Regions from separate parts of the Homo sapiens genome. Here region 1 is linked to region 2. Evidence: chromatin loops called from intact Hi-C (ENCODE). Cell type or tissue: endothelial cell of umbilical vein. All regions are shown on one strand. Each heading gives the region's core, and the rest is flanking DNA. Links, peaks and the distances in the headings are about the cores only.

Region 1 (12,077 bases), core at 1-8,000, 53 kb before region 2:
TCCTCCCCAAGTTTGCGGGCTGGTTGGTCACATCTGTGTCCCCAGTACCCTGTGCACAGGTTGTTTGAGATTTGGAGTTTGACCCCCTCACGGGCATGTGTGAGGGGTCTGGTGGGTCACAGTCTCCTTCAGAGGACAAGCTGGGGGACAGGAGACTCAGACCGTACCGGGAAAGCCCCACACCTTTCAGTTCTGCCCACCCACAGGTGCTTCTCTGGGAGCCCCTGAGTGATGGAGGTAACCTTTCCTGTAATGGGACCAGTGGCTTTCAGTGGGTTAAACAGAGGGTGGACCAGGGCACACACTGCTTCACAGCCCTGTTTGTGGTCCATTTTTCTTGCAGGAAGGGGCATCAGTTTGGCACTTAGAAGAGTTACTTAAATTTTTCCACCAGCAATGCTATTACACCCTTACCGGATTGGTGGGCCACGTTGTCAGCCTTCCAAGTTCCCATTCTCCTTGGCTGGTGGTTAGTGGTTATAGTCACAGAAGGGAGGACTACAGGGAGGATACGGGGCGTGCAAATCACAAACGCTCCCTGGGGACTGCAGCTTCCACCAACACAGTTCTCTCTCCATGGTCTCCCCCGCCCCTTCCCTCTGTCTCCTACTTCTGGGCTGGCCTCCAAACACATACAGAGGCCTTCATTTTAAGAGGCACATAGGGGAAAAAAAAACAACTTCAGAGCATGTAATTGTGGTTATGTAAGAAAACGCCAATATTCTTTAGAGGCACATTCTGATGGAGAAGTGGAATGACATGATGCTGGAGTTTGCTTTAAAATTCTTTCCCTTTACAGCAAAGGGAAAAAAGATGGAGCCAATCTTGCTTGTTGTTGAATTGGAGGGTATACAGGGGCTTATTGTACTGTCTGCTTTTATTTGCATTTGAGACTTTTCACAATAAAAATGTTTTTAAAGTGTATAGAATTCTAATGACAACTTTTTGGCTTGCATGTAATTTTTGGCGCTCTTCTAAAAACTGATTTACCTATTGAGAGATGCGGGCCTGACTCCTACACCAGCACTGTGTTCTTGGGACTTTGCTGCTGCCGCCTCCTAGCTGAACACTGGTGTGCTTTATGTAAGGTTTTCTGAAAAGCTGCAGTATGTCCAGCCGCCCCAAGATAGCCGAATCCTATTATTAACAGTTTTACAAAGGTTATTTGTACTCTTGCATAAATAGTAATGTGAGTTTTGTTTTTACTAGACAAATATTGATTGAACATATATGTGGGAAAACAAATATGAGGAAATGAATGAGGTGGGGGAGGGACCCTGACTGTCTCAGGACCCTGCTCCGGAAGCTGGCAAGGGAGACACCCCTGTAAGGAGAAAGGACCTTCAGCGTGGAGTTGGTTCTCACGGTGGGCTCGCGCAGTTCCCAACAGTTTTACCCCTTTCGATATCCCCGTAGTGAGCCTGTATTCAGCCCCCAAACGCCTTTTCCTTTAGTAAAATCTTCTCATCCTGTTTTCAGGATAGACCCTTTTTCCGGTAACTAAACTTCTTGCGGGCAGACACAGCGTTTGAGTTTTCGCATTGGCTTCAAACAAACCCAGTGGAAGTGGACAGTGAACAAGACACCCCCGCAGGAGGCCCGGGCACGGGGTGTGGCTGCCAGGCCTGGCCATGGAAGGCCATCACTGTGGGCTCTTCTGGGAGTGGCACTGACAGCCAGCAAGGAGAATGGGTGCTGGGGCGGAGTGGAAGAAGGTGAGCTTGAGGCCGGAGTTCCTACCCCAGGAGGCACCGTCAGCGTCCCACTTCTGCTCGTGTGATCCCCTGGAGGCACCTGAATCAGGCAGTAAACATGGAGTGAGAAACACCGGAGTAGAAGACCTTGCAACAGCACATGTGTGGGCCCAGTTCCTAGCTGCCCCGGGTGGCCAAGGCCACATCCTGTACACACAGGTCTGGGAGTGTCTGCATTTCAGCCCTTGACCGTGAACTTGACCCTCTGGAGGTGTCCATCTTGATGTGATCCTCTGACTGCAACCTCATCCTCTGCCTCTCAGAGCTGCCTCCCCCTGTGGCTTCTTGCCCTGAGGCATGGGAGGCGTTGGTGCCAGGAGCTTGGGGTTTGAGTCAGGTTGGCTCGGGGATAAGACCCAGCCTTTCCACACATTAGTTTGTGATGCTGGGTCATAGTGCGTCTGTTTGCTCCCTGTCAAGGGACCAGTAACATGAGGGGTCAGAGAAGGGATCAGAACTCTCGTGGGCCTCCAGTGTGTCGCAAGTTTTTGCTGTTCTGCTTTTCCTCAGCTGCTGGTGGGAATGCAAATTGCTGTGCTGACTTTGGAAAAACTCTCCGGCAGTAAAGCCTAAAGTTCCACATCCACACACCGTACTGTGGCCCAGCTGATTTCTCTCCTAAGGGTATCCCGGAGTAACTTCTGCACATGGATGCCTGGGACTTTACAGCCCTTCTGCACACAATAACAGAAACCTGGAAGCCACCCAGATGCCCATCAGTGGGAGAAGGGATGAATACACGAAGACACGATCACACAATGGAATATTATACAGCTGTCCAAACACATTAACTGCAGCATAACTTCAGTGATGTAGGTGGATTCTGGCAATATCATAAATATTAGTAAAAATAGCATGTTCCCAATGATGACTTACAGCACTATGCCTTTTAAAAATAAAGTTAAAAGCAACTACAATGACTGTACTCTCTAGGAAAATTTACAGGTGCAATAAAACTACATAAAAAAGAGCATGGGAATGTGTACTTCTCATTCCGTTTTTGGTGTCTTGGGTGGCAGGAGGTGGCAGTGTGCTGGGGGCGCCATCTGGTTGGCTGTAGGTTATTGTCAAGGCCCTAGCCTTTGTTTCAGCTGGTGGGTGTGCAGGTGGTTATTACATTGTGAAAAGTGACTAAGTGGAAGTGGGCCATGTGCAAACCAAAGATGAGTGTCCCGAGCCAAGGACTGCCATGAACAATTAACCCAGTTCCCTGCATGTCAGGCCCAGCGCTCCCCGGGCCCCAAGCTGGTTTAGCTGAGGCTGTGATGGCCTGGCGTTCACTGGGGGAGGGGGTGGAGTCTGCTTTTCCAGTTACTCTTTCCCCTGCTTCTCTTGTCACCCCCTGTCCCTCCAGCTCAGGCCTCCCCACTTCAGGATGCCTGCTGGCTGTAGTGACCTCTGCCAGCTTGCGGCTTTGCACTTCCTCAACTACTGTTTCCTATCTGTGTCACACAATTATTGCCTTGTTATAGATGGCCTCACCCACTAATCATTTCCACATGTGCGTGTGTCTTTTAATGAGCTGGTAATCTCCACAGGGCCAGAGGTCATGTTTTATCTCCTCTAATGTGGCAGATTTCTGCCCAATTCTGTACCACTCTCCTCTTCTTCCTTACTTAAAGAACCCCCAGTCTCCCCTCAGCTAGGCAGTGCCATGTGGCTGCATGGCATGTATGGAGCAGCGTCGTGTGCTCCTGGGAAGCCTTCCTAGAAGGAGGAGGCAGCGCGCCTCCCTTCCCCCTTCCTCCTTCCTGCTGCACGCACTGCAGCGTAATGGCTGGAGGTCCAGTCCCCACAGAGGGGCAACCAGACAGAGACTGGTCCCTGACACCCAGCACTGGGGGGCTCGTATAGCAGCTTTGGGCTGCCTGTCTCCTGAGAAACTTCAATCTTGTGTAAGTCACAATTTTTAAGGTCTTTGTTACTCACAGATGAACATAATTCTCAGGGGTGCATCTTGTAACCCTCCCCACCATGGTTCTTAGCACTTCTGGGTACATAATGATTATACTGTGAATCCTGTGGGTTAAAAAAGTCAGAACCTTGAAGTGGCACCGGGGGGGGGCCATCTGCATTTAGCAAGAGATCTGGACTCTCAAGAACTGACGACGAGTCCCATGATGCGTCCCATGCTCGGGTGGCCGGGGTGCATCCCTTAACCCCCTGAACTCCACTTGCTCGCTGGTTCAGGGAGTGAATAACCGCGCCTGCCGACCTCAGAGCTAAGTGGCATAGATCGTCAGCAGTTCAGCACCATCGCTCCGGCTCTCATGCGCGTGAACTGTCATCTTCACAGCAGGCCTCAGGCTGGGAGCTCCGCGGTGGAAGAGTAAGCTCATGTCTCAGCCTGCCACACAGGAATGGGTGGAAGGGCTCGCGTGGCACCCATGCCCTGTCCCTGGCAACTGATGCTGCCAGCCCTCAGTGGCCACTGCCACCCCCTCCTCCTGAGAAAAGCTCAGGGCAGGCAGTCTGAGGTGGGATGAGCTTGTTTGTTCAGGTGGGGGTGCTTTTTCATGGTTTCTGTTTCTCTTTGTTTTTTCTCCTTTCTTCAAGACCAGTGTCTCAGTGGACACAGGGTGAGAGCCACTTTGTGGCAGTTGGTTAGGGAGGGGGGGCGGGCAGGCAGCTTTGCTCGGGTGGGTGTGGAGTGGCTGGTCTGCCCACCCGGAGCAGTTCTTCACGATGTCCTGGGGCCAGCCCCACTTTCCCAGGTCTGGGTGGCCGGGGCTGTGGCAGTCACTTTGGGATATTAACCTCAGGGGCTCGGCAGTGTGACTGAGAGACAGACATCCTTTCCTACCTCGGCAGGCCTGGGTGTCGTGGGCAGCCAGCTGGGGGCTGAACCGACACTGGGCTTACCTGGGGGTGCGTGGCCCCCATGGGAGGGCACCATCCAGGGGACCCCTGGGCCTCCCCACAGACAGCACCAGCCACTCTTCCGCATCTCTGCTCTCTGCCTCTGCTGCCAGGTGGCTCTCAGGATGCCCAGCTGCAGGCTTCCCGGCATTCCTTCTCACCTCTGCGTTCATGCAGGAAATGTTTGTTTAGAGCCTCCCTGTGCCCCACCAGGGCTGTGTTCCCACCTGTGGGCTCTCCAGAGACGGCGGTGGATAAAAGTCCCTCACTACCTTGACTGTGGTTCCTGGGGGGCAGGGGTCCTATCTGTTTCCATTCACTATAACGCCCTGGCTCCTAGCACATGCCTTGAGGGGACGGGGGCTCACTAAACGCTTGTTGGGTGAGTGAATGAACACATGAGTGGATATAAAATCGAGGCAGTCATGAGTGTGCAAAGCGCAGAAGATGGCGACCAAGGTCAGGGAGCAGGAGCAGACAGCGCCCCCACCACCAGCCAGACATGCATATGCCCGGCGACGAGCACCTGGGTGTTTCAGGAGGCTCTGAGCTCACAGGAGAGAAGCCTGACCTATGATCGTCACCCTGTCCTGGGGGGCAGCAGCGGGAGTGACAAGTGTGGCCTTTCCTGGCTGCCACAGCCTAAAGGGTCCTCTGCGCCTGCCAGCTCCTCAGGTCTCCTCCGCAGATACATTTGGGCTGCTGGCTGTTGGCTGACTGGGTTCAAGCCTCTTCTCCTGTGAACTCGCGGGGCTGGAAGGTCTACGTTTCCAGCCCCAGCCTCGCCACTTGTAGTCATGTGACCCCAGGGCACATCCTTACTGTCTGTATCTCAGTTTATTCCTCTGTAAAATGGGCACAGTTACGGCACCTGCCCCATTGAACGCAAGAAGATGCATGCCTGCTGGAAAGGGTCAGATCAGAAGGAGACATTTGCCCCCCACTCGCCCTGAGGAGCCTCGCACAGGGAAGGTGCTCCGGGCACGGACAGGGTTGAGTCTCCCCTCATCTCGTGGCTTGGGCTGGAAGAGTCCACTTGCTGCCGAGGCAGGGCTGGCACAGACTGCCATCCTGCTTGGCTTGGCCATGGGAACAGCTGGTGAGGGTGCTTTTATTTGCCTGAAGTGTGGGCTCTCGGCCGGCCCTGCGGGGAAGCCAGAGCAGCTGGTCTGCCTCGTGAGCAGGTGCCGGGGCGGGTCTGTGCGCCTGCCCTTCCCTCCTTCCCCGAAAACGCTCTTTGATTCCGCTGCCCACCCCCCTCTTCCCCACCTCACCCACATCTGAAGAAAAGCTTCCCTACTTAAAGGAAAAAAGGAAGAATAAGCTTCATCTGATTTGATTTTTTTTGGAGTCCTCAGGTCGGAGCCTCACACAGCAGGGGTCCAGTTGGTCTAATTGAAGGGCATTGTTTCTGTCCCAGTCCTTTAGATTCAGGCTGTTCACACAGCCTGTCTCTCTCTCTCCCACATGCGCGCGCGCACACACACACACAGACACGCGCGCATGCTAACCCTGGGGCCTGTGGCCCTTCATTAGCTCATTTGGCAAATGATGGCTGAGCCCTGCTGTGTGCCAGGCCCTGGGAGAGCCCTGGGGAGCGAGACCGCCCAGATCACCACCCTCAGGAGCCCACAGCCCAAGAAGGAGACTCGAAGAGTAAGGCTGGTTTAGCAGAGGAAACTCAGTCTGTAGCTTCGTAACTAGTGAAGAGAGTTCCTGGTGTTTTGCCCACATCCCCTCGGCATGTTGTATACCACATACGTGTTACAGTGCCTGTCCCATTGGGCTCCGTAAGGGAGTGTCACCACATCTTCATTCCTGGCTCTGACAGGCACCATTGACCGATCTTGGCCCTCTTTGTCTCTGAGCCCAGATCTGGCCTCAGAATCCTTCTCAACACAGAACTCTAGGTAACCACTACCAGTCATCTGTGCCTGGAACCCAAGCTTAAACTACCCCTGGGATCACAGTGAGTTACTTGTGTGAGACTTCCTTGTGCCTCCTGAGGCTTCGGAATGAGCCTGACTGCAGAGACCACTGCAGATGCTGCCAGACTGTTGGAATGGCCTCAAAGGTCGGTTGGGCCACCCCAGGCTCTGTGCTCAGCAGGACTGCACGGCCTGTTCTGGCTGTAACCCCTTGCCCCTGGCTGTTCCCTCTGCCTGGGATTCTCCAGTTCCACCCGTCCACCTGGCTCACACCCTCCCTACACTCGCATTTTGTTCAGCTGACGATTCATCGAGGGCCCTCTTTGACCACCTGTCTGTAAGAGCTATGTTTTCTGTCACTTCCTCCTATGTTCCTTTATTTTGCTTCTTAACACACACATGTGACATATATTTACCTCTTTAGCCCTCTCATTTACTCCAATATTCCAAGCAATGAAAAATACCTATTGATCAAATGGACCTTGCATTAGCAGATACCTGGTGGACTTAACCCTGCTACTGCCTGCAAGAGTTAGGATGAGAGGTAATAGACACAGTGTGTCTAGCCAAGCTCCTGGTTTATGCAGCATGCTGATTTATTGCTGTTCGAAATAAAGTGTTCTTTACACTGTAGATGGGGGAGGGTGCGTTTAGTTGGAGGTCCCAAAAAGCCTCTGTTCTCACCAGAGCCTTCCTCCCCGCAGCCAGTTCCATTTAGCCAGCAGCTGGCAGGCATCTGCTGTGGGCCACACTGTGCAGAGCCCTGGGGGGATTCAGAGGTGAGCATGTTCCAGCATCTGCCCTGGGGACCCTGAGGATCTCAGTTCCCTGTGTGGGACTCAGGCAGGGACACGAGAGAGGGGCCTGGGGGCACTGATTGCTGAGGAAGTGATCATTGCCGGCGGAGGGGTTTGAGGAAGGCATTGGAGGCAAGTGTGGCTGGACAGAGAGGATTTTGTCAGGTGCGGGTGGGCAGGGGACCGGCTGGGCTGCCAGGTCACCTCCAACCCCTGCCCACCCCCCAACTTGGACAGCTGCTGCAAAGTTGATAACATCTTTTGAGATTTTCACTTCCTGCCGAGATATTAGTCATTAGAAACTTGTCACTTCTGAACCTTCCTCCTCCCCGGCTTTTCAACTGTGTCCCGATATGCCCTCCCCCAGTTTCCTGCTATAGAATACATTCTTGGTGATAGAATAGAGAGTTTCTTGCTCTCTAGATGAAGTCTGATCTTTTGCTGCAAACTCCTGTAATGAAAAGAGACCAGTTTGCATGAAATGTCTGCTCTGCTGTCTGTTTCCTCCAGAAAGCTTTTTTGGAGGAGCGAGTGGGGGCTAAGGAGGGGTAATTACAGTCTTATTTATCCATGCTGGAGACTCATGGTTCCCATGTGTGTAGAATTTTTCCTTCTCTTCATCCTTTGCTATTTGACCAGCACAAGTTCTGCTTGGCCCCAGGCAGATGTCACTGATGAACCGTGGCACACTTGCTCCCAGGGCCAGACCTGCCCCTAGTGTTCTCAGCATAGCGTCCAAGCCAGCTCTCTTGAGTCCAGACCACCATAGGGCACTGGTATCGTGTGTGTTTTTCTTGGCCCTCCTGAGGCCAGAGGGAGAAGAGAGAAGGTGGCCCCAGCAGATGTCCCAGCTCAGTTCTTCCTCCTTGGTCCTGAGCCCAGGGGCTGGGGACGGTTTGTGCATTCCTGGGGATCTCTAGAATGGACCCCACTCCTCGCACACACAGGTAGCTGGGACTGTCTTCCTTTATGGGCTCACTGTGGTGACTGTGGCTTCCTGTGTTTGCCCCCTGCAGAGCTGCCCTGTGTTGAAGCAGGAGGGAGGATGGTGTGTCGCCCCGGAGCATGTTGAGAGCACAGTGCCCAGCAAAACCTGACGGCTAGGAAAGGCCTCAGGTTCAGCCAGCACCTCCGGGGGCCTGACTTCATGCCAGGCACAGGCTTGATTGTCGCTAGGTTAAGTGATGCCTGCCTGCCCGGCCACCTGCCTTTCTGGCCACCTGGCAGGGCTTGATGCCGAGGCCCAGCAGCAACGTGGTGGTGGAGCCGGCAGAGGGGACTCCAAAGCTGCTGCTGTCACCGTTTAGATAACGTGCAGACAGGGCTGGGTCCAGACTCCCTGAACGGTGGTTCTGTGCACATCTGGTTCTCAGTTGTCCTTCATCGTGGGACTGTAGCCAGAGACACAAGATGGGGGCACCTTCTGTGTCTTCCTTTTCCTTTATTCCTAGCCCTCCCTGCACTAACACACGCCTCCCCCCCCCGCCCGCCCCCCCCCGCACCACTGCCATCTACCTGGATGTCACCTGCTCCTTGTTCTTTCCCATTTCAGCTTCCGGCCACCTCCTTCTTGGAGCTTTTCTGGATTCCCCGCTCTCCTCTGCTCCCAGTGCCCCCAGCTCAGGTGCCTGCCATCCCTCTGTTAGGGTGCCAGACTTGCTGGTGGGATTTGCTGGTGGGATCAGGCTGTGAGCTCCCCAGGACAGGGCCTGGCCCTATAGCAAACACCCTGGGCCCCTCACTGTCCCCCATCCCACAGGCTTTGTCCTCCTTGTCTTTGTTTCCTGGCTTTGAGGGTAGCAGTCTTGGCTTCATACCCTCCACCTCCCAACTGGCATGCCATCAGACACCCAGCAGGTGCCCGGGAAGTGTGGCATAAATGAGAGAGGGAATGGCTGCCCTTCCTCAAGGAGCTCTCCCTGCCCTCCAGATGCCTGCCCTGGGACACTGGACAAGGAGGCCTGGTCACTCGGGAGTGCTGGTACCCCTTGTGCTGTGGTGCTCGTACCCTGAGGCCTGGGCTCAGGTTGGGGCGTGAGGTTGGGGGCTGGCTGCCCCCACTGCCTGCCTTTCCCACCCTCACAGGTCCCAGCAGGCTGGGGTGGTCTGGGCTGCCATCTACCGCTGGAGGCTCCTAGGTGCCCTCCACCATCCTGCTCCGACTTGTGCCTGGGAGTGAAGCGGCATTGTCAGGCCACCGGGTGAGGGCTGCCAGGGTGTGGCGTGGCCCCAGCCCTGCCCTGGCATAGGTGCCTGTGGGCCTGGGTGGGTGAGCGGTGGAGTGGGACATGGGACACTGTGTGGGCAGGCGCCACGTTCCCCCAGCCCAGCTACTTGCTGGGACGAGGAAGGCCTTGCTTCTGCTGAGCTAGGGAGGGTGTGCCCAGGACAGATAGGTGCCTGCCCAGGAAATCAGCTAGAGCCACCCCTGACTGGAGGGTGTGGGAGGCAGTCTTGGTCCCAGTCTGTGACTCCACAGGCTCCTCGGGACCAAGACTGTGGTCTTGGTCTGTGCTGTACTCCTGCCACCGCCGGCCTCTGTACTCCTGCCACCGGCGGGTGAGGTTGGCTGGGCCTGGACAGCACATGGCTCCTCCCATGGGACCACTACACTCATTCTGGCTGGGGGGGTCATGCCTGTCCCAGCCCACCCTGCATGCATACCGTAGTTTCCTCTGGCCACACTTTCTCTGCCCCTTTCTTGCTTATCCATCAGCAGAACTACTGACTTTTCCATCCATCAGCAAAAATACTGACTTTGCCAAGAAGCTTAAAAAAAAAAAGTACTCTACCACCATGAAGTCACAGTCATACGATCCCTCACGGCCATAAAATCAGGGCCCTTATATCAACTCCAAGCACTGGAGCACCGATGCTGTCGTTTTAGCCAGGAGGGGTGGACTTAGGGACAGAGGAAAGGGCAGCCCAGAACTGCTGCAGGTGCTGTCCTGTGGGGAAAGGGTCCTGCTCTCTCCATCCTTAGCCTAATCCTTGAAGTCCTTCTGCCTCACCCCAAACACACACCTCAGGGCATGGCATGCACTCAGCAGACACCGCTGAGTGGATACAAGCTTCTTGGTATGGCATAAGGAGCCCTAGGGCGGAGTGCAAGGAGACCTGGGTTTCCAGACCTGAATGTGGGGCTACGCCTCTGTCATTTTTTGCTCCGGACCTCAGTTTCCTGACTCTATGGATAATCTTGATGGCTCTTTTGGTTTTAAAATGCAGATTCTCAGCATCCCTCTGCTGTTGGGGTCTGTATGCACGGATGTGTCCACCTACTGACCCGCCTTCCCCTCCCCCACCATCCGCACCTGTGGTTGCCGAGGCATCACTGCAGCAGGTCGTTCCTAAAGCCCGATGCAGAGACCCGGCTTGCATTCCTCTTGTAAAATGGTTCCTGAACTACTGTTTATGGGCAGAGGTTCTCTTCCAAGGAGTCGAATGCCGTGTCCTGCCCGTGTTTCTGGGGCTGCCCCCCGCCCCCTTCTTTGGCTCAGGGGCTCAGAACAGGCCCTTCCTGGCATCAGATAAGACAGGTCTGCCCACAGAGCAATCCAGGGCATCACCCAGCCCTAAAGGGAAGGTGGCAGGAGCTCCTGGGGTTACTTGAAACATCCTCTGGTTCCCTCCCTGCCGGGTTCCCTGAGTTCTTCTGGACGCGTGGGCACTTGCCTGCTGGTGAGAGCTGGCAGCCGAGTTAACGCCATAAAGATGTGCTGTGCCTCTCTTGCCAGCAGCGTCTCTTTTTCCAGCCCCTCCCTTCCCCCTTCTGAAGGAGACTGAAGTCCTTTAGAGACTGTGGAGTCCTGATCCTGGTACAGATGAGGGTGTGGCTCAGAGAGGGACTGTGACTTGCCTGAGGCCACACAGTAGGTTACAGGCAGAGGCAGGAGTTAGCGGCTCTGCCCTCATGCTGCGGTGTTTGAGTTTCCAGGTGCTCCTTCCCAGCGGTTCTCCTCCTCCTGGGTCAGCTCAAAGGAAATATTTGTTTTCCTTTCTGTGAACAAAGAACCGACTTATGTTTGTTTCTGTGAATGCAGCCACAAGGACAGGCAGTTAGGAAGTGTTCCGTGGGAGGGGGTTTTCTGATGACGTGGTAGCCTCGGCCGGGCCGAGTTGGTCCCTGGGTACGGAGACACGGGTGGCCTTGTTAGGGGAGCCGGCGCTCCTGGGCTTGTGCAGATTGCAGTTGGTTTCAGGCCCTAGGGATCCCAGGATTAATCGAAATGAGGTGGAACAGATGGATTGAATCTATCAGCAGCTTTACATGACAGCCTCGTAACATAAAAGCACTTCATTGCCACTCGTTTTGCCAGGACTCCCCGCCCCGAAGAGGGACTGGGTGGAGAGGAGAGCCTCTTGTGCAGATGGAGTTACAAGCATGTGGGCCTGGGCTTTGTGCAGGCAGCAAGGACAAACCACTGCTTGGGTTTTCCTCTCAGTGGCTATGTTAGAAAATGTGCTATGTTCCAGAGGTAAAAAAAAGAAAAATAATAATGAATAAAAAATAAGAAAATTGGCCGGGCATGGTGGGTCACACCTGTGATCCCAGCACTTTGGGAGGCCGAGGTGGGTGGATCACCTGAGGTCAGGAGTTCAAGACCAGCCTGGCCAACATGATGAAACCCCATCTTTACAAAAATACGAAAATTAGCCGGACATGACGGCAGGCGCCTGTAATCCCAGCTACTTCGGAAGCTGAGGCGGGAGAATTGCTTGAACCCAGGATGTGGAGG
Region 2 (9,819 bases), core at 1,820-9,819:
CCATTTGTTGTCTCTTTTTGTGCTCCCTCTGTGGAGTTGAGTAGTTGTGACAGAGACTTAAAACCTGCAGAGCTGAAAACATTGCCTGACTGGGCCTTCACATTCTCAGGGTCTGGCCCAAATGAGGTGCACAGTCGGGTCTTTCAGTGAGTGGTAACGACCTTGTGTATCTGTGGAGCTTTCCCCACCTGCTGGGAATGATGTCAGGCCCTAACTGCATCCATGCACTGAAGCCTCATGGTGGCCCTGCAGGTTTAGCAGCCACTGGCAGTTCCTCCCCTCTTTTCAGATGAGGAAACTGACAATTGATTAATTAATAACTTGCCCAGCATGGCAGTTGCTAAGCAGGGGGACCTGGGATGGGAATGACTGTCTGCCTCCAGACCTTGATGCTTGCCTGTGAATGACTTGATGCTTGCCTGTGAATGAACGTGAGCTTCAGCCTTCACAGGAAGGAAGAAATAAAGGGGGTGTGGGAAGTGCTGCAAGAGGGGTACTCCTAGGAGAGGTGAGGGGCTGCCACTGTCTCAGAGGCCGTGGAGGCCTGAGGAAGGGCCCCAGCCTCCAGCAGCTCACGTTAGGGCTGACATGTCACATCATACTTAATCAGGGAATGTCAAGATTCAGGGCACTTACTAAGGACACCCTGAACACAGGGAAGTCTTCTGTTCCCACCTGGAACTTTGTGTCTCCCTTGTTCCTTAATAACTGCTGAGGAGTTGTGATGAGGTTCAGCACACTAAGACGTTGAATAGGACAGACCTGCCGTTTGGTTTAAGGTTTAAGTCCCCCATGCTTCTCAAAGTGGGTGAAGTTTAAAAACAGGCAGGTCTTCGGTGAAGTTCAAGGGATGTCCATGAAGCTGGATGAGCAGGTAGGGTTCAGAGCGGGGGTGATGTTTCCTGGGTGGGTAGGATGTCTGCCTGCCCTGAGTCAGCTGACCCAGACCCTCCCCACTGAGGATGCCCTGGGCCAGCCTCCTGCTGCTATGGCCCCCTTAGGGAACCATACGGCATCGTGGTTGCTACAGAGCTCCCTGGCGGAAGACTGCCTGTTTGTTTGATTCCGCACCCCCTCTGGTGCTGTGTGCTCCTCAGGGGTCAGGAGGCACCCTAGAAGCCAGTTTTTTCTGTTAACATGATAGGTGCTCCGTGGGGAGTGCTGGGGGTGCTCTGTCGGTGTGAGTTGGTGGTGATGGCGGCTGGCGAGTTTGTAGGTCTCAGGCGCTGCGCATGGAGTATTTCACACGCATCATCCGAGCTCCGCGTCACCCTGTCTTTAGGCCCATCGTGTAAAGGAGGAATCCGGGTTGAGAGTGTATGTAGCAGCCCTGGGAATCGGGGCCCGTTAGCTCCCGTGCCTAATCACTGCCCCAAGTCGCAGTGGCAGATTAGAAGTGAGCTCTTGAGCCTCCTGAACTAGCCCTCAGTCCTGGGCTGTGACTTCATGAGTGTGGTCCCCTCAGCTGTTTGCTGGGCTGGGTCGGGCCTTTAAATAGCCTCCTAGGTCACTTGTGGTCAGGGCCACGGTGGGGCGTTCTGGCCTTGGACAGCTACCCAGAGGTGTGGAATCCGGCTTCCCACTCCTCCTCGCCAGGTGCCCGGGGGAGCCCTGGGCTTGCTTCGGGAGCTTGGACACAGCTTCTGGATCTGGCTTCTCATTTCAGAGGTGGTGGTGCAGTGTGCAGGGCACTCGAGATGTTTCTGTTACCTTATGTATAGTGGAGGTTGAAATGGCCAGAAAACCACAGCATGTTTGAGTAGCAGTTAGAAATCTTCTGTTCCATGCCATCTCCCACTCCTGGCCATCTCCATTCATTCCGGGAAGTCTCTGAGTTCTTTAAGGTCCACCTCACATGCCGCCTTTGATTCCTCCCTCCTTGTGGCATGATTTGGCCAAGTAGTGTTATTGAACACTTACGCGAGGCTCACAAGAGCAAAAGCACAACAGTCCTGCCTGAGGTTCCTGGTCTGGGGGAGGAACAGGCCGGCCTGCTGTGGCCTCAGAGCAGACCCAGAACACTAGGAGCCCAGAAGCCTGACTTGGGTGGGACACAGTGAATTCTCAAGCACTTCTCCTAGGGGACAACTCCAGCTGGGTCTTGAAGGCTGAATAGGAGTTGCTTGTGAGGGTGAAGCAGCAGGCAGCCTGTGCGGTGGTTGCTCAGGGCCTGAGGGTAGTGATGCTGGGGAGTGCTGGCGGTGGACCCTGCTGGAACGCTGGTCAAAAGAGTGGGGGCAGTAGCCAGAGAGAAAAGGCTGGGCCTTCTTTCTGCTTTGAAGCCCGTCATTGTGCTCTGGCTTGTGTTATTAGTACAACAGGGGCCTCTCACCCACACAAGCCCCTCGAGGGTGGGCTTCAGGGAGCCGAGGGCAGTGAGGAGAGCACCGGGTCTGCGGCCTGTCAGGCCCCAGCTTTGTACCTCACTAGGTTCGTGGCTTTGAGCTCATTTCTTATTTTTTCTGAATTGGTCTTTCATCTGCAGGAAGGGACTGTCCCTGCCTCCCTCTGAGGGCCACTGTAAGGCAGGACATGGATTGCCTGGGGCAGGGCCAGCCACATAGTAGATGTGGTCTCTGCTGGGCACAGGCAGCGAGAGGAGGGCACGCAGGTGAATCCAGAGACTTAATGGCCAAGCCCCTCACCGCCTGCCAGGCTTTGATCAAAGCTGTGTCCGCTGGCCGGAAAGTGTGTGGCTTCCCCTCCACCAGGAGTCTTGGATTCTGGCCCACATAGGAAGATGAGCACATGGTGGATAAGTAGAAACTCCCAGCCTGGTTCCCAGTGTGATTCGTGAGTGGGACAAACCTCAGACAGCTCTGCCCACCGAAAGAAGCGTACACGTTCCTGGCGTGTGCTGTTTGTAACCTGCGAAGGCATTTGGGGGAAGCTCAGTTCCCCGCCAGATACCGAGCGGTGCTTGGAAGGGCCCAGGAGAAGAGAAGCCAAGAAAGCCCGTAGCAAAGGAACAGTGGAGATGTGCGCCCTGGACTGACTTCTTCCCTTGTGCACATCACTGCCTGTGTCAAAAATAGATCCAGCGCACCCCTCAGCTGTATACATTTGTGGAGCTCACATTTGTGTGGTTTGCTGTGCTGAAACTTAACTGTCTTAAAGACCCCCATTTCCAGGAAACTGCCAAGAACTTTTGTTATCTAAGAGTGTTTGTAAGATACTCAGATAGGAGCAGTGTATTGAATGAAAGTTTATCTGAATAGCTGCTGTTTTCCAGGCCCCACATCTGTAGAATGAATGTTGAATTAAGAGGTCTACTAGACTCAGACCTGGAACCCAGGATTGACTCTCAACCCCACTCCTTCCTTGTTAAGGAAATGGGCTCAGGGTCCCCTTGTCCGTCCAGATGAGATTAGGCATGTCAAAGCCTTGGCACTATTCCCAGCCTATCTTGATTCATGGATTTTTTTTTCTTATAGCAGAGAAAGTCCATTGTCCTTGCCCGATTAAAAAGGGTGAAGATGGGCTGGGCACAGTGGCTCATGCCCGTAATCCCAGAACTTTAGGAGGCCGAGGCAGGTGGATCACCTGAGGTCAGGAATTCGAGACCAGCCTGGATAACATGATGAAACCTCGTCTCTACTAAAGATACAAAAATTAGCCGGGCGCGATAGCAGGCGCCTGTAATTGCAGCTACTTGGGAGGCTAAGGCAGGAGAATTGCTGAACCTAGGAGGTGGAGGTTGCAGTGAGCTGAGATCGCGCCACTGCACCCCAGCCTGGGCGACAGAGTGACATTCCGTCTCAAAAAAAAGGTGAAGATGATAAAAAAAAAAGTAGAGGAAAAACTTCCTGCCTCGGACTTCCCTCTAGATTGTTTGCTTGGGTCCAGATGCCTGAAAGAGTTTTGGTTTTAGAATTCCATCCTAATGACCCAGGTGCCTTTATCTGATGGTTCTCATGTATGTTTTTGCTAACCAGGAGCTGAGAGAAGATAATATCATTTTAATTGAAACCAAGGCCATGCTGGAGGAACAGCTGACTGCTGCTCGGGCCCGGGGCGATAAAGTCCATGAGCTGGAAAAGGAGAACCTGCAGCTGAAATCCAAGCTTCACGACCTGGAATTGGTACTGCAGGCTGTGTTGTTACTACATTGAAAACAGATTGGGCTCGGGCACAGTGGCTCATGCCTGTAATCCCAGCACTTTGGGAGGCTAAGGTGGGAGGATCCCTTGAGCGCAGGAGTTCTAACCCTGGCAACCTAGCGAGGCCCCATCTCTACGAAAACTAAATAATTGGGCATGGTGGTGTGAGCCTGTAGTTCCATCTACTTGGGAGAGACTGAGGCAGGAGGGTTGCTTGAGCCTGGGAGGTTGAGGCTGCAGTGAGCCGTGATCACACCATTGCATTCCAGCCTGGGTGATAGAGCAAGACCTTGTCTCAGAAAAAAAGAAAGAAAGAAAAGAAAACCGATTGGGGCAGGTTCAGGTTTATGGCGTGCCCTTCTCTGATAGTTTAGCTACTGGGTTTGTTGCTGCTACTGCCGTTGCTGCTGCCACTGCTACCACGAATGACTTGTTGACTGCGGGGAGTAGCTTGCTAAAATCAGCAGGCTTGAGCGGGTGCCACTTAACACCCACAAACAGAGCACTTGACTTCTGTATTGCTTTTCTGTAGGAATGAGTGTGTGTGTGTGTCTTGGAAGAAGGGTCTTTGCCAGTGTTGATGGTGTGGGGTGAGCTGTGATTTGTTAGCCTGTTAACAGCTTTAGAGGCCTGTTAGGGCTTCGCTAGAGCCACAGAGCTGCCCATCACTGCACACTTGCTTTAAAGCCCTGTGCAGTATGTCACTTTGTTCAGACAGCATTCAGTTAGGGACCCCGGCCGGGTCTGTCTTCATAACCTAGGTAGCCAGGTCAGGGTACCTTTGAGTGGCTTTCCCTCTCATAGCAGGGCCCTGTGTTGGGATGTTTCTGTGCAGCTCTGTTTATTTGGAAGTGAGCCAGTACATCTTCATCCACAGCACATGACGGTAGCTATACAGGGGCTGAGGCTTGTCCAGGGGGATCTCCAGCTGTGCAGCCTCACTTCTTGCCTCTTCTTGCTTGCCCCAGGACCGGGACACAGATAAGAAACGAATTGAGGAGCTGCTGGAAGAAAACATGGTCCTTGAGATTGCACAGAAGCAGAGCATGAACGAATCTGCCCACCTTGGCTGGGAGCTGGAGCAGCTGTCCAAGAACGCAGACTTGTCAGACGGTAGGTAGCGCCTGGTGCCGGGGAGCCAGCCTGGCCGTGGCCGCCGCTGCCTCCAGGGAGCTGAGTCCTGGGCTCTGAATCTGCCATGTTAGCCCATCCATTCATCCCAGGCAAACATGATTTCCTTCAAGCTCCACTTGGAACTGTTTCATTACAGTTCTCCCCAGGGAAGACACGAGGGGTCTGGCAGCCTTGATGTCAGGACGCAAAACACAAATTAAGTGTTGCCAGTTTTCCGAATTCCCATATGGACATTCCCGGGAGCTTCCAGATTATAGTGCACTGACACCCAGAGGCTCTCTGAGGCCATCTGTGGATGGCTGAAAGCCCTGGATGGCAGGAGCCATCACCAGTGGCCACGAATCCCTGCTATAAATGTACCCAGGGCGTCATTTCCTCCATTCATTTGCATAATTGGGCAAGATGGAGGCAGCCTGTTTTCTCTCTCCTGGGTGGGGAGGGTGCTGAGTGGCTGCTGCCCCGGAGACCCAGGTTCTTAGCGCCTCTGCCAGGCCTCTCCCTTTCCCTCTTCCCTCCTGGGCTTGCTCTGCTGCCCACTGCCCCGCGCCCCGAGAGGAGGTGTCGGTCATGGGAAGCGTGGGCGGGGCCGCACTCAGCCCCCTGCGCAGGAAGCCTCAGCCCCGGCAAACAATGAGCCAGTTCCTGTGTTTGAAAATAGCACACGCTCACCGTTCCCGTGCACGTGATCGTGCAAGTTCATAGTTACTTAGACTTTCCAGGGTGTGATGGGGCTTTTGGCTTGTTTAGTGGGTGGCTTTAAAAAATTCTGATAGACATCTAAGCATTCTGGAAAGGTTATTGGAAACAGGTGAATATTTCTTGCATTTGGGGGTTCCTATCAGTTCCGAACCTAAAACCAGTTTCACTGTGAATCTGTGTGAGAAGTTAGCTGTCTGTGCTTTGATATCTGTGCGTAGTTCTGGGGCCTGAGGGCTGCACAAGGGGGTTCCCCCAAATCCCTTGCCTCTGGAAGTCCAAGTTGGGGGCGCCCCCTGGTGGAGCAGAGAGGTGGTACAAGCAGCTAGGATGGTCTCTCATCAACTAAATATTTGTTAGAGACCATGGTGGCTGGTGAGAAGGCCTCACCGATTTAGACCATTTTCTATAATGTGTGAGCTCTTTAAAGTTAATACCGTGATTTATTCTTAGTGTTGTCAACTCCTAGTGCCTAGCTAGGAGCTGGCATCATTCTAGTGTTTGCTAGAATGATGGCATCGTGCAAGCAAAGCCTGAGTGTATGGGGCAGTGGCTTCGAGAGCCAGAAAGACCTGGCATAAAGCCTTGGCTTCTCTGCTGGTTAGCTGGGTGACCTAGGGCAAGTACTTAACCTCTTAAAACTTTAGTTTCCTTACCTGCAAAATAGGGGTAATGAACCTGCCTCACAAGATGACTGTGAGGATGAGTGAGAGAAAACAGTGAAGCAGGAACCCCGGCTCTGGCCCTTGGTGTGTTCTGTAGAGGGCAGCTCTTCTTGTCTGTCTTACTAAGACATACCCAGTTACTCTGGTTGCTGGGGGGTGCTGACGAGATTTGCACTAGTAAAGAAACACTGGGCCGGGCAAAGTGGCTCATGCCTGTATTCCCAGCACTTTGGGAGATTAAGGCGGGCAGATCACTTGAGGTCAGGAGTTCAAGACCAGCCTGGCCAACATGGAGAAACCCCGCCTCTACTAAAAGTACAAAAATTAGTCAGGCGTGGTGGTGCACACCTGTAATCCCAGCTACTCAGGAGGCTGAGGCCGGAGAATCGCTTGAACCTGAGAGGTGGAGGTTGCAGCGAGCCAAGATCACACCACTGCACTCCAGCCTGGGTGAGAGAGTGAGATTCTGTCTCAAAAAAAAAAAAAAAAAAAGAGAAACACTGGCGTTTTAGTAGTAAACCATTGTGTCGTTTTAATAGTCTTCAAGGCACTGACTTTAATGGAAGAGGAAATGAAACATCGATTCCATTGTTTAACTCACAGAACCTTAAAAATTAATCTCTGTGGTCAGTTTGGGAAGGTGAAAAGGGATGGTGGTGATGGTTGCAGAAAAGTGTGCTTGTACCTAATGCCACAGATCCAAACACTTTAAAATGGCTAAAATGGTACTTTTTAAATATATTTTTCTGTAATTTTAAAAATGGGTTCACCCCCATGAATTCTGCAGAGACACTGTCCAGATGACCACAGGTTTTGAAATAATGGAGTCTTATTTGAGGCTTGGTGTTGAAGTTAGGTTAGTTTCATTTACAGCTTATTTGGGATGGAGCCCTCCAAGCGTCCTTGTATGTGGAGTGTGTGTGTGTTTATGTGTGTGTCAGTGCTGGGCTGGGGCCAGGTACACACCATCCCCTCCACTTCTCGCCTGCTGTTGGTTTGGGTCTTTAGGGCGTTCTGGCCTGTTGGGTGGTCCATGTCGTTATCCTTGGTAGAGGATGAAGACTCAGAGGGAAACGAGATGCTGTTCAGTCTTTATGATCACCCGGGGAATCTGAACCACACACATTTCCAGATTTATGTGTTTGCTGTGAAAGCCATCACCCCCCTGTACCCACAGCCCCTGGGGTGAAGAGGTAGGGGGAGGAATCGCTGTATTAGCAACAGTGTGGAAAGGCCCCAAGAGATGAGGACGTGGCACTGGGTTGGGTAAATGAAGGGGGGAAGAACCGGGCTCCTTTCTTAAGAGGGCTTTTGCATACCTTTTTTTTTCCCCTCCCCAAAACAACCCCATGACTTACCTAAAATCATGCACCTGCTTGTGGCAGGAGGGGGCCAGGAACTCCCATTCCTGACTCAAGACTCTTCCCTTCTCCATTTGCACCTGAGCTGTTTAAAAGCAGAGTAGATAGTCTGCCTTTTACTATTTTTAGCTTATTTTTCATCTCATTTAGAATTTTAAAAGTAATTTGCATACACTATCACAGTTTTCTTCAACATAATTGTGAAGTCACAGAAAGAAATCTCTGCATAGCATCTCATCCAGGCTGACAAGTGCCCGACACATGTTCCAGTGTAGCTTTCTACCACCCATGGCCAACGGGAGTGGTCAGTTACGTGCCCCTGCCTGCTGAGCAGCCGAGATGTCCATTATGCTCTGGGGGGTATGGAAAATGTCACCTGTGTGTCATCTCTGTTAGCCTCTAAAATCCTTGATTGGACAGTTAGGATAGCAGCCTGATAGCCAGATGGTTCCCAGAAGTGACACAGCCCTTGCATTGGCTCCTGGACTGTAACCTGCCGCCTTCTTGAGCCCTGGATTGCTGCCCTGACAGACCCCAGCAAAGCCTGCAGAGGAGCCCTCGGGCACTGGGAGTGGAGGGGCAGGAGGAAGGGTCCCCAGCTGACCTGTGGGAGCTCCTCCCCAGCCCCTTAGACCCTGGACTCCGGGACTGATGACCATCTCGGAGCTTGGGGCAGAGAGTGGAAGTGGAGGCCCACAGACCACTGGGCTCTGACTGGACTTTGTCTTCAGCCTCCAGGAAGTCGTTTGTGTTTGAGCTGAACGAATGTGCGTCCAGCCGCATCCTGAAGCTGGAGAAGGAGAATCAGAGCCTCCAGAGCACCATCCAGGGGCTGCGGGACGCGTCCCTGGTGTTGGAGGAGAGCGGCCTCAAGTGCGGGGAGCTGGAGAAGGAGAACCACCAGCTCAGCAAGAAGGTACCTCGGCCTCCTTAGGCCACCGGGGAAGCACAGAACCCTTGGGCACCCTCCCATCCTCCCCAGTGATTGTCTGGAGCACAGACAAGGAGGGGGCCAGGTAGAGCATGCAGGTGTCAGGCAGTGGACAGAATCCAGGCGCAGTCACCGCTGATTATAATAGGAATGGGAGTGAGGACTGGGGAGAGCCAGAGGAGGCGTGGCCCTGTCCCTGCTTCGCTGCCATTAGAGGATGACCCGGACATGTGACTTTCTTGTGCCTCATTGTCTTCATTTGTGAAATGGGGTTGATGGGGTGCCTGCCTGTAAAAAGAAAACTCCCTCGTTCTCTTCCACGCCACTGCTCCCAGTACCTCACTGCTTATACCAGGGGTGTGGGGTTTTCCCCATATCAAGCAGTTCTCAAGTTCTTGGGGGACACCAGCTGGGTATCCTACAATTTAACTCAATTCTGACACTACAGACCCTGCAGCCTAAGGGCTCAGTCCCACCAGACTGCCTCCCACTTCAGGTGCCAATCCAAGTCCGGATTGTCACCTGTGCTTCTGATCGGCTGGCTGCAGATCAGAGGTTCCCACCACCCCCTTCGTGGGCTCCGCTATTGCCTAGATGGCTTAGTATTCCTTGTTTATTACAAAGTATACAACGCACAGGCAGAACAGATGCACAGGGCGGTGGGTGCGGGGAGTGGTGCCACGCTACCCTGTCCTCTGCGGGTGCCCCTCCAGCACCTCCACATGTTCACCAACCTGGACACTTTTTGACCAAGTCCTTTTGGGTTTTTATGGAGGTTTCATTATATAGGCATGATTGATTACATCATTTGCCATTTGATTAGCTCAACCTCCAGGCCCTGTCTCCTCCCTGGAGGTAGGGGAGGCCTGAAAGTTTCATCTCTCTAATAACATGGTTGGTTCCCTTGGCAACCAGCTCCCATCCTGAGGCTC

What was found. Hi-C counts contacts between places; a loop is a spot of excess contacts. Peaks named below come from ENCODE experiments on the same cell type or tissue, not always from the same donor. Only the 100,000 strongest peaks of a DNase experiment are listed, where the experiment ranks them.
Region 1: it touches region 2 in a loop (3-fold over the local background); 19 of 110 quality-filtered maps call a loop at or near these places.

What each region holds. Positions count from the first base shown.
Region 1 is chr14:91,369,288-91,381,364 of GRCh38, reverse strand. All of the region lies in intron 3 of CCDC88C (coiled-coil domain containing 88C), which reads left to right. LOC107984673 (a long non-coding RNA gene) reads right to left here and starts at 11,826. Exons shown (of 2, transcript XR_001750858.2): 1 at 10,653-11,826; 2 at 7,114-8,729. LOC105370624 (a long non-coding RNA gene) reads left to right here. Exons shown (of 2, transcript XR_944148.3): 2 at 1,480-2,724. RefSeq lists a silencer at 119-248 and enhancers at 3,169-3,842, 4,016-4,275, 5,192-5,864, 7,327-7,396, 9,000-9,612. In endothelial cell of umbilical vein, for the core only: no CTCF peak of the experiment used is centred there; DNase peaks (open chromatin) are centred at 2,914, 3,294 and 7,654; H3K27ac peaks cover 578 bases.
Region 2 is chr14:91,320,173-91,329,991 of GRCh38, reverse strand. It overlaps CCDC88C (coiled-coil domain containing 88C), which reads left to right. Exons shown (of 30, transcript NM_001080414.4): 11 at 3,936-4,082; 12 at 5,069-5,213; 13 at 8,688-8,872. Among named protein-coding and RNA genes, the nearest start is that of GPR68, 80 kb to the right of the region's middle. In endothelial cell of umbilical vein, for the core only: a CTCF peak has its summit at 6,226 (motif pointing left); DNase peaks (open chromatin) are centred at 2,711, 3,321, 5,881 and 7,261; H3K27ac peaks cover 3,170 bases.